Regions from separate parts of the Homo sapiens genome. Here region 1 is linked to region 2. Evidence: chromatin loops called from intact Hi-C (ENCODE). Cell type or tissue: heart right ventricle. All regions are shown on one strand. Each heading gives the region's core, and the rest is flanking DNA. Links, peaks and the distances in the headings are about the cores only.

The links. A loop is a pair of places that touch in the nucleus more often than their neighbours do. Peaks named below come from ENCODE experiments on the same cell type or tissue, not always from the same donor. Only the 100,000 strongest peaks of a DNase experiment are listed, where the experiment ranks them.
Region 1: it touches region 2 in a loop (7-fold over the local background); 1 of 110 quality-filtered maps calls a loop at or near these places.

Annotation. Positions count from the first base shown.
Region 1 is chr22:29,851,092-29,859,155 of GRCh38, forward strand. No RefSeq gene overlaps it. Among named protein-coding and RNA genes, the nearest start is that of ASCC2, 17 kb to the left of the region's middle. In heart right ventricle, for the core only: a CTCF peak has its summit at 4,588; DNase peaks (open chromatin) are centred at 4,690 and 4,990; H3K27ac peaks cover 1,464 bases.
Region 2 is chr22:29,776,720-29,780,838 of GRCh38, forward strand. No RefSeq gene overlaps it. Among named protein-coding and RNA genes, the nearest start is that of UQCR10, 11 kb to the left of the region's middle. In heart right ventricle, for the core only: no CTCF peak of the experiment used is centred there; a DNase peak (open chromatin) is centred at 2,572; H3K27ac peaks cover 2,161 bases.

The sequences.
Region 1 (8,064 bases), core at 3,189-5,688, 76 kb after region 2:
GTCCATGAAGGGGCTCCCAAGATCTGTGTCCCCCTTGAATTATACACAGTTGTGTTTGGGGAATATTTTTCAGTAGAGAGACTGAGAGGCTTCATCTGATTCTCAAAGAAACATCCTCAAAAGTCTAAGAGCAACTCACGCCAGCACCCTGCTGAACCTCTTCTTCCCTTCTAGCTAGAAAAGCCATCTTAAGGCCCAAGAATCTCTGGTGACAGAAACATGGCTTAGTGTGAGGCTGTGAGGCAGGCAGTGGTCAGGGCAATGGTCAGTGGCTAATACATGGAATCAGAGAGAAATATATTCTCAGCTTCAGTTGGTTAGGGACGTCAGGGAAAGCTTCCAGGAGCAGGTGCCAATCAAGCTGGGCTATAATGGACTGTGAAGGTTCAAGAGGCTAAAAGTGATGTGGGGAGGGAAACACAGTCCAGAATTCCCTTCAGGCAGCCCCAATGTCTTCACCAATGCCCATTCCCAAAAGGGGAGCTTGTTTAAATTGTCCAGTATTTGGTGTCATTTTCGTCCAGAGATCATCTTGGATGTAGAGTTTCTTTTTCCCTTTCCCTTTATTTTATTTTTTATTTTTTTGAGTTGGGTTCCCACTCTCACTCAAGCTGGAGTGTAGTGGTGTGACCATGGCTCACTGCAGCCTTGAACTCCTGGCCTCATGTGATCTTCTTGCCTCAGCCTGCCAAGTAGCTAAGACTACAGGCATCGACTAATTTTTTTTTTTTTTTTTTTTTTTTAGAGATGAGATCTTACTATGTTGCCCAGGCTGGTCTCAAACTCCTGGGCTCAAGTGATCCTCCTGCCTCGGCCTCTCAAAGTGCTGGAATTACATTATAGGTGTGAGTTGCTGCACCCAGCCCCGTCTCCCTTTATTTTTTATTATTTTATTTTCTTTTAATTTTTATTTTATATATATATATTTTTTTTTTTTTTTTGACAGAGTCTGACTCTGTCACCCAGGCTGGGGTGCAATGGCATGATCTCGGCTCACTGCAACCTCTGCCTCCTGGGTTCAAGTGATTCTCCTGCCTCAGCCTCCTGAGTAGCTGGGATTACAGGCATGAGTCACTGCACCCGGCTATTTGGCTATTTATTTGTTTTTAATGGAGATGAAACTTTGCCAAGTTGCCAAGGCTGGTCTCTAATTCCTGAGCTCAAGCAACCTGCCCACATGGGCCTCCAAAAGTGCTGGGATTACAGGTGTGAGCTACTGCGGCTGGCCCATTATTTCATTTTTTTGAGACAGATTCTTGCTGTGTTACCCAGGCTAGACTGCAGTGGCACAATCACAGCTAACTGCAGTCTCAGCCTTCCAGGCTGAAGTGATCCTTGATGCTCAGCCTCCCAAACAGCCGGGACTACAGGAGTGTGCCACCACACCTGGCTAATTTTTTATTTTTATTTTTATTTTTATTTTTTGAGATGGAGTCTCACTCTGTCACCCAGGCTGGAGTGCAATGGCACAATCTCGGCTCACCGCAACCTCCATCTCCTGGGTTCAACCTGCCTCAGCCTCCCAAGTAGCTGGGATTACAGGCATGCACCACCACACATGGCTAATTTTTACATTTTTTAGTAGAGATGGAGTTTTGACATCTTGGCCAGGCTGGTCTTGAACTCCTGACCTTAGGTGATCCACCTGCCTCAGCCTCCCAAAGTGCTGGAATTACAGGCATGAGCCACAGCACCCAGTCCCCTCTCCCTTTAGAAGAAAACATAGACTGATTTTGTGATGCCAACCACTGCCATTGGCCCTTTGTCCTTGCTGCTGAATTATTCATCCTGCACAATGAATTATTAATTTCCAATTTTGGAGAGCAAATGCCAGGCAAATAGGTAGAAATGGAAATGGAACTGGGACCCTGGGCATGGAGCCACAGACATCCCTAGGTCCTCCAAAGCACAGGCCACCACGGCCAATAAATTATACAGGAATCCACAAGGGGCTCACCCTGAAATGCACTTGACAGAGGGTGAAGTAGGTACAAGATTATGGTGGCCCTGAAGTGGCTGGGCTCCATTACCCCTGGGCTCTCAGACCTCTCGCTTTCCTGAGCCTTAGCTGTAGCCACCCTTTGGCTGACTCTGGCATAGGGATGTATTGCATATTTAGAGTGGGCTCAAGCAGCATTCTGTGGAGTGACTTGGGTTTGAATCTGAGCCTACCATCCAAGTGACCCTGGATTTAATCAAGCAGGGTTTCTCAATGTCAGCTCTACTGACATTTTGGCCTGGATAATTCCTTGTTGTGGGAGACTGTTCCATGCATTATAGGATATTGAGTACCATTTCTGGCTTCTACTCACCAGGTGCCAGTACCACAGCTCCCTCCTTCCCCTTCCCCACCCCCAAGTTACAACAACCAAAAATGTCTGTAGACATTATCCAGTGTCCCTAGTCTCCTGGGTTGGGGGGAGGGGCACAACATTTCTTCTGCTTGAGAACTACTGGGTAAGTGCCATCAATTTTTTAAATATTTTTTTTTCTCATCTACTGAAGGGGGATCTGAATAGTAGTCACCAGTATGAGAAGGCAATCAAATGAGATCATGGATGTAAAGCCTCAGCTTATTCGGAGTGTCTCTACCCTGGGACTTTTCTTCTATTTATTTATTTTTTGAGACAGAGTCTCCGACTGTTACCCAGGCTGGAGTGCAGTGGCACGATCTTGGCTCACTTCAGCCCCCACCTCCTGGATTCAAGCAATTCTCCTACCCCAGCCTCCCAAGTAGCTGGGATTACAGGCATGTGCCACCATGCCGGGCTAATTTTTGTATTCTTAGTAGAGACGGGCTTTCACCATGTTGGCCAGGCTGGTCTCCAACTCTTACCTCAGGTGATCCACCTGCCTCGGCCTCCCAAAGTGCTGGGATTACAGGCATGAGCCACCGCATCCAGCCTGGGACCTTTCTATTACATGAACTAATGGTTCTCTTTTAGGTTTAAGTTCAGGCTTGGTTAGGTTTGCATTCAGCTTGCAGGTAGCAAAATATCCACCATAAATGGACTTAAACAGTGAAGGGGAACGATTGATTCACATAACTGGAGATCCAGAAGTAAGTCGAGCTTCGAGTTTGGCTGATGCAACAACTCACCTGTGTCCTCAGGCACTGGTTTTGTCTTTGTGCTCTGCCATATATAGTGAGGTGTTCTACTGAGACTGGTTCACCTTGGGGTCTTAAGATGCCCTCCAGCAGCAGCTGGCACCATGGGTTTCCTTCTTCCCATGAGCACAGAAAGAACACACGTGTTCCAGCATTCCAAGGCAGTCTTGAGAGTCAGGCTGGCTGGGCCACTTTGGTCACATGCTCACTCCAAAATTAGTGTCTTCATTCAGTGGAATGGATGTACTTAAACTGGTTAGTTTAAGCCTCTCAGGTCCTACCCATGGGATGGAATCGCATTCCCAAAATACATGGCTGTGTGAGTACTGAAATGAAGATCTAAGCACCTATGATCTAGGGACTGGTCCTGAACTCATCATTGTAGCTGGCAGGGAGGAACAGGCTGTGTTGATCGGCTGGACCTGGGACTTGAGCAACCCTTGGAGTTGGTGTCTTGGGAACGAGGAGAGGTTAGCCTCACCCAATCACAGGAACTGGAAGTGAGAGAGTGGTTTCCCAATCCCAAAATAGAGATGCTGTTCCCAGAAATGGAGGGAGGGATGCTGAACACATGTCTTAGTCCATTTTGTGTTGCTATAACAGAATACTGAGACTGATTTTGTTTGTTTGTTTTTTGTATTGTTTTCTGAGGTAGACTCTCGCTCTGTCACCAGGCTAGAGTGCAGTGGCGCAGTCGCAGCTCACTGCAACCTCTGCCTCCCAGGTTCAAGTGATTCTTCTGCCTCAGCCTCCCAAGTAGCTGGGACTACAAGTGCGCACCACAGCGCCCAGCTAATTTTTGTATTTTTAGTAGAGACAAGGTTTCACCATGTTGGCCAGGATGGTCTCGATCTCTTGACCTCATGATCTGCCCGCCTCGGTCTCCCAAAGTGCTGGGATTACAGGCGTGATCCACTGCACCAAGACAATTTTTTTTCTTTTTTTTTTTTTAAGACTGAGTTGCTCTGTTGCCCAGGCTGGAGTGGAGTCATGTGATCTTGGCTCACTGCAATCTCCGCCTCCCGGGTTCAAGTGATTCTCCTGCCTCAGCCTCCTGAGTAGCCGGGACTATAGGCATGTGCCACCACACTCGGCTAATTTTTGTATTTTTAGTAGAGACAGGGTTTCGCCATGTTGGCCAGGCTGGTCTTGAACTCCTGACCTCAGGTGATCTGCCTGCCTCAGCCTCCCAAAGTGCTGGGATTATAGGCGTGAGCCATCCTGCCCGGACTCAGACTCTACTTTTAGGGGAATCTAGGATAAGTCAAAGATTTTACCTGGTCTGAGATTTAGATTTGTCTATACACTTTTTAGACATGTGAGAAATAAGTATGTTTTGTGTTTTTAAATTGGCCTCCTGCCTGCTGATCAGGGGCTGTGCTCAGAGGATGCTGCACTAAGGGACTGAAAGTCAAGCTTCTGAATTTCCAGCGAGGTCCAGACCTTTCCTGGCAGGAGGCAGCAGCCCGCCAGCTGCTGTGCCTGGGGTGGGCAGGAGGGTGGCAGAAGCGTCCCAACATGAACCGTTGCCCAGAGAAGCTGTCAGGGGCTGACTGCAGGACTTGAGAACTTTATCAACATGTCACCAGCCAAAGAGAGAAGGCGGCTATGCCTCTAGCTGAGCTCCTGTGGTTCTGACCAATGTATCAGGCTACTACTGGTGTGTTCTCAACGCCACTCGGTCATCGAGTGTTTCATTGGGGTGGCTTGCCAGTGACAAGGCACAAAGCAGCTTTTGCAGAGATAGTAAGAGGAAGCTGGAGAATGGGCTGTCTCCTTGTCTCTAGTGGCCTTGCTGTTTCCCTACTGACTATAGACAGACATGTCATAATACGTCTCTGCTCCCCTGGGCTCTGTGCCCTCTGCCAATGCCCACTGATAATCCCTGACGCTGTTTGGATGAGTGCCTCATTTTCTCATCCCTCTGGCCCCTGCCCAGCCACCTACTGTGTCCTCCTCCTAATAGGGCCCTTGGCCACTTCCCCGGGCTGAAAGCTTGCTCCTTGTGGATTGCCAATGAGACCCGCAGGCCCAATACTTTTTGCCTTTGACAATCCTTTAGCTCCGTAACAGAAAATCAGCAGTGCCAGCAGGGCATGAAAACAGCCCAGTTTATACATATTTGTCAATATCTCAGTTTATGGTTAGGCATATCTGGGCAATTTGGAACAAAATAGAATGGTTACTGACGAGCCCCAGATTGATATTTTGTAATGGTTCTCCATGGCAGTTCAAGGAACTGTGTGGGGCATTTAAACCTCTTCAACTGTATCTTATCTTGTCCCATAAACACCCACCGTTGAGTCAACTGTGACTCCATGACCATCTCACCCCTCTAGCTCCCATGCCTGTATCCCAGCTGGTCCCACTGCAGGAGATGTTCTTCCTACTCCTGTTCCCCTTGTACCTGGTATACTTAGAATCATCTTTCAGGTCTCAGCTGAGTGCCATGTCCTCTAGGAAGCCCTTCTGACTTTCTCAAACTGAGTAAGGTTCCTCCTGTAAGTTCCCAAGTTGCCTAAAATAAACCTTAGCACATTGCCTTGTACTCGTCTATTGATGTGTTTGTCCCTCGCAGCAGGTGATAAATTCCTAGACATTCAAGTACTATGTCTAGTTCACCAATCATGTCCTCAGGGCCAAGGCTTGTGTCTGGCACAGAGAAGGTGCTCAGTATTTGTTGAATAAATATTAGCTGGCTTCAAAGTGTCTAATAATTTGAATTGAGGGTACATTGGGAGTTAATGAAATCTCAGGTTTTATATTATATATAAAAGTGAAAGCCACGTCTATAATTCCAGCTGCTTGGTAGACCAAGATGGGAGGACATCTTGAGGCCAGGAGTTTGAGGCTGCAGTGTACTATGATCACACCTGTGAACAGCAATTGCACTCCAGCCTGGGCAACATAGTGAGACCCCATCTCTAAAAAAATAAAAAATGGAAAAATAATTAGTTCATGTGTTACGGTATGTTAATATGGTATGTTAATATTATTATGTTAATACATCAAATATATACTTACATACACAAATATTTTAGACTCACATAACCACAAATTTAAAAAGACTGTATTATTAAAAATGGAAAGAAAATAAATATGCAACAATCTAACAATATAAGCATTGTTTATTTTCCTCCAGCCATATATTTTCCCAAGTGGCAGCATATGTTCTTTCTACCCTCTTACTTTTTTTTTTTGAGACAGTCTCGCTCTGTTGCCCAAGCTGGAGTGCAGTGGCGCGATCTCAGCTCACTGCAACCTCCGCCTCCTGGGTTCAAGTGATTCTCCTGCCTCAGCCTCCCGAGTAGCTGGGACTACAGGCGCACGCCACCACGCCCAGCTAATATTTTTATTTTTATTTTTATTTTTATTTTTATTTTTTTTCCCCAAGGCAGAAGAATTTTTCTTAGTACAGAACAAAATGAAAAGTCTCCCATGTCTACTTCTTTCTACACAGACACGGCAACCATCCGATTTCTCAATCTTTTCCCCACCTTTCCCCCCTTTCTATTCCACAAAACCGCCATTGTCATCATGGCCCGTTCTCAATGAGCTGTTGGGTACACCTCCCAGACGGGGTGGTGGCCGGGCAGAGGGGCTCCTCACTTCCCAGTAGGGGCGGCCGGGCAGAGGCGCCCCTCATCTCCCGGACAGGGCGGCTGGCCGGGCGGGGGGCTGACTCCCCCACCTCCCTCCCGGACGGGGCGGCTGGCCGGGCGGGGGGCTGACTTCCCCACCTCCCTCCCGGACGGGGCGGCTGGCCGGGCGGGGGGCTGACTCCCCCACCTCCCTCCCGGACGGGGTGGCTGGCCGGGCAGAGGGGCTCCTCACTTCCCAGTAGGGGCGGCCGGGCAGAGGCGCCCCTCACCTCCCGGAAGGGGTGGCTGGCCGGGTCGGGGGCTGACCCCCCACCTCCCTCCCGGACGGGGCGGCTGGCCTGGCGGGGGCTGACCCCCACCTCCCTTCCGGATGGGGTGGCTGCCGGGCGGAGACGCTCCTCACTTCCCAGACGGGATGGCAGCCGGGCGGAGGGGCTCCTCACTTCTCAGATGGGGCGGTTGCCAGGCGGAGGGTCTCCTCACTTCTCAGACGGGGCGGCCGGGCAGAGACGCTCCTCACCTCCCAGACGGGGCGGTGGGGCAGAGGCGCTCCCCACATCTCAGACGATGGGCGGCCGGGCAGAGACGCTCCTCACTTCCTAGATGGGATGGTGGCCGGGAAGAGGCGCTCCTCACTTCCTAGGTGGGATGGCGGCCGGGCAGAGACGCTCCTCACTTTCCAGACTGGGCAGCCAGGCAGAGGGGCTCCTCACATCCCAGACGATGGGCGGCCAGGCAGAGACGCTCCTCACTTCCCAGACGGGGTAGCGGCCGGGCAGAGGCTGCAATCTCGGCACTTTGGGGAGCCAAGGCAGGCGGCTGGGAGGTGGAGGTTGTAGCCAAGATCACGCCACTGCACTCCAGCCTGGGCACCATTGAGCACTGAGTGAACGAGACTCCGTCTGCAATCCCGGCACCTCGGGAGGCCGAGGCTGGCGGATCACTCGCGGTTAGGAGCTGGAGACCAGCCCGGCCAACACAGCGAAACCCCCTCTCCACCAAAAAAATACGAAAACCCGTCAGGCGTGGCGGCGCGCGCCTGCAATTGCAGGCACTCGGCAGGCTGAGGCAGGAGAATCAGGCAGGGAGGTTGCAGTGAGCCGAGATGGCAGCAGCACAGTCCAGCTTCGGCTCGGCATGAGAGGGAGACCGTGGAAAGAGAGGGAGAGGGAGAGGGAGAGGGAGAGGGAGACCATGGAAAGAGAGGGAGAGGGAGGGAGAGGGAGAGGGAGAGGGAGAAGGCTCGGCATGAGAGGGAGACCGTGGAAAGAGAGGGAGAGGGAGAGGGAGACCGTGGAAAGAGAGGGAGAGGGAGGGAGAGGGAGAGGGAGAGGGAGAGGGAGAGTTTTTTTT
Region 2 (4,119 bases), core at 1,620-4,119:
AGCCAAGAGCATTGATTTTAGAATGGACAGTCCTGGGTTAGACTTCAAGCCCCACCACTCACCGGCTGTGCGAACTCAGACAAGTTACTTACCCTCTCTCAGCCAGTTCCTTTATCTGTAAAATAAATAACCCCCATGATACTGCACAATGGCAGCCATAATTCTTGTTGTTTCTGAGGGTGTTGTTATCTAGGAGGGGTGTCAAGGGAAGTAAACTCTGTATAGTAAATCTCCACCCAGCTGACTGCTTAAATAACCCAGCCAGAGGGTACCCTAGAAGCTTCTGGCACCCCAGGGCTGCCTGCCAGGGCTTAAAACATTTTACCTCTGTGTTGTCATGGTGGCCCAAAGAAGGAAGGCCCAGCTCTCAGAACATTCTAGGTTTGTACACCAAGCACACGTTGAGCTTGTCCCAGGTAGACACAAGGATGCTTCCTAACCACAGGCTGGGTTCCCTGGGGAGTGGACTCCACTGGGGGCTAGTGTAGACCAAGGAAAAGAAACAGGACCAGCAGAAGAAGTCAGACTGGCTGGGCGTGGTGGCTCATCCCTGTAATCCCAACACTTTGGGAGGCCGAGGCAGATGGATCATCTGAGGTCAGGAGTTTGAGACCAGCCTGGCCAAATGGTGAAACCCCGTCTCTACTAAAAATACGAAAAATTAGCTGGGCATGGTGGTGGGGGGGGGGGCACCTGTAATCCCAGCTACTTGGGAAACTGAGACAGGAGAATTGCTTGAACCTGGGAGGCAGAGGCTGCAGTGAGCTGACATCACACCACTGCCCTCTTGCCTGGGCGACAGAGTGAGACTCCATTTCAAAAAAAAAAAAGAAGTCAGACCAAGATGTAGATGTGTTCTTTGTGTTTTTGTTTTTGTTGTTGTTTTTGAGACGGAGTCTTGCTCTGTCACCCAGGCTGGAGTGCAATGGCATGATCTTGGCTCACTGTAACCTCTGCCTCCTGGATTCAGGTGATTTTCCCACCTTAGTCTCCCGAGTAGCTGGGACTACAGGCTCCCACCACCACGTCTGGCTAGTTTTGGTATTTTTAGTAGAGACAGGGTTTCACTATGTTGGCCAGGCTGGTCTCAAACTCCTGATCTTGTGATCCACCCGCCTCGGCCTCCCAAAGTGCTGGGATTACAGGTGTGAGCCACTGCATCTGGCCATAGATGCAGTTTCAACAAAGGCTTCCGCTGACCCTGGTTAGTTCTGAAGCATGGCCGTTCAGAGCTGTCCTGATCTGGGTGACCAGGGCCATTTATAGCCTCTTTTTCTTTTTGAGTTTTTTTTTTTTTCTTTTGGTAGAGACGGGGTTTCACCATGTTACCCAGGCTGGTCTTGAATTCCTGGACTCAAGTGATCTGCCTGCCTTGTTCTCCCAAAGTGCTGGGATTACAGGCGTGAGCCACCGCACCCAGACTGTAGTCTCTTTTGATCACTCGCTGGAGGCTGCTGCCTAGGAAGTGGGCAGACAGGGCAGGGCAGTTCTCTTCAGCCTGGCCAATCCCTGAAGAGGCCAACAGCACGTCCAGCATCTGAGGTGGTAAATCTTTCGTACTGAAGGGACTATGGGTACCCACCACACTCCCCTCCCTACCTCTGCATCTTTCTCCGGCCCATTTTATACCTGCATCTGCTTCTTGAAGCTCTGTAACAACAGATTGGCAAAATAAAAATCACTAGATGTCCTTTTACTTATTAAATTCACAAAGTTTTTTTTTTTTAATCATTATAATATCCGGCATGAGCCAAGATATGGGAAATGATCGTTTCAAACACTGCTGGCGGGAAGACCCATTCAACAACATCAGTCAAAAAACTTGACCCAGCAATTCTATTTCTAAGAATTTATCCTGAGAAGATAATCATGATTGTGGGCAAATATTTAGCCAGGAGACTCTTCATTGTAGCTTAACGGCAAATAATTAGAAAGAACCTCAATGTACAAAAACAGGGAATTGCCCGACTAAAGCATGGTATAATAGAAGACAAGTAAGCCATTCGACATGATGCAGATGAGAAACAGAAAGATGTTCACAATATCTCATTACCTGAATAAATGGTGATAATAGCATGTGTAGTACGATCCCATATTTGTAGAAAACCATTATGTGTATTCTTTTTTTCTAAAAAAAAAATGCTGTAAGGATAAGAACTAAAATCTTAACAGTGATTATTTCCGCATGGCAGGATTATCAGTAGTTTTCCTTTGCTTATTTGTGTGAACCACACCGAGCATGTTACTGCTTTTGTACTAAGGGGGGAAGCAATGTAAGTTATTAAAAAGAAATAGATTCCATCCCCATGACTCAGTCAGCCCTTCCAAACACAAGGAACAAGGACCGTCCTACAAATGAGTTTGAAGTCCTCTGGGGAAAGGACAGAAATCAATGAATTTACAATGCCTGAGCAATGTGCAAAGTTGGAGAGAATACAAATTCCTTGCACAAGACGGAGGTTGTGGCAGCTGCTTGAGTGACAGCAAAGGACGAACACTCTGTACTGTGTGGGGCAGGCAACCAGCACACACAGAAGATCACACACACAAAAATAGTGCCTTCTCTGGGCACTCACTCGGGGGCAGGCCTGGGCCAGGTGCCGCACATGCACCCTGTGTCACTGGATTGTCATTCCAAGTGGAAAATGAGGCTCAGAGAGGTTAAGTGTCTTGCCCAGGGTAACGCAGCTAGTGAGAGTAGAGCAGAGATCCAAATGCAGGACCATTGGCTATGCTCATATTTATTACTATGTGCCATGTAAAAAAAAAATCATTTTTCTCTTTTCTTTGGGGCCTTGGCCTGATATGCTTGAATTTATATATAGACCGAATGCCAAGGGCAGACTCCAGCAGGCATCAAGGACAGAGCAATGATGGAGTGTAGCGAAAGTGTTGGCTGGCAGCTGCTTGGTGCTGACTGCCTTCTTGCTGCTCCTGGCCTATCCCCATTTTGAAACTTCTGCCTAGACTGGGCACAGTGGCTCACACCTGTAATCCCAGCACTTTGGGAGGCTGAGGCAGGCAGATCGCTTGAGCTCAGGAGTTTGAGACCAGCCTGGGAAACATGGGGGAACCCCATCTCTACAAAAAATACAAAAATTAGCTGGGTGTGGTGGTGCACACCTGCAGTCCCAGCTACTCAGGAAGCTGAGGTGGGAGGATCACTCGAGCTTGGGAGGTGGAGGTTGCAGTGAACCAAGGTCACAACACTGCCCTCCAGCCTGGGTGGCAGAGTGACACCCTGTCTCAAAAAGCAAAACAAAACAAAACACTTTTATCCAGAACCTTCCCTGATTGCGCTGGAACCCTTCTTCTCCATTGCACTTTTTTTTTTTTTTTTTTTTTTTTGAGATGGAGTTTCACTCTTGTTGCCCAGGCTGGAGTGCAACGGCGCGATCTTAGCTCACTGCAAACTCTGCCTCCTGGGTTCAAGCAATTCTCCTGCCTCAGCCTCCCAAGTACCTGGGATTACAGGCATGCACCACCACACCCAGCTAATTTTGTATTTTTGGTAGCGATGGGGTTTCACCATGTTGGTCAGGCTGGTCTCGAACTCCTGACCTCAGGTGATCCACCCACCTCGGCCTCCCAAAGTGCTGGGATTACAGGCGTAAGCCACCGCACCCAGCCTCCATTGCACTCTTGTAAGGCCAGACTGATGCCCCTGCTTAAACACCTTCAATGGCTCCCCACTGCCCACAACAAGATCAAGTTCATATTCCCTAGCCTGACATGTAAGACCCAGGCTACCTCAAATCTCACTTCACAAACCTACCAAATAGGGTCCTTGCTGGGCTTTCCTTTGCTCCATCACCTTATGCCTGGGCATGGATTAGGGAGACAGGACATGCCTGAGTTTGAATCCTAGCCCTGCTGCTCTTTGGCTGGGGGTCCTTGGGCAGGTTGTTTCCCCTCTCTGACCCTCAGTTTCCTCATCTGAAAAATGGAATAATGATGCTGACATGTCACAGGGTGGTTGGGAAAATATATGAGAGTGCTTGTGATGTGCTTAGCACAGGTCTAGGAGGGGTCATTTGTTATGTTGCTACAGAGGGTAAATGAATGGGTCTCCCCACACAGTCTTCAGGGACCTGTGCCTAATTAGCATATTTGATCCAC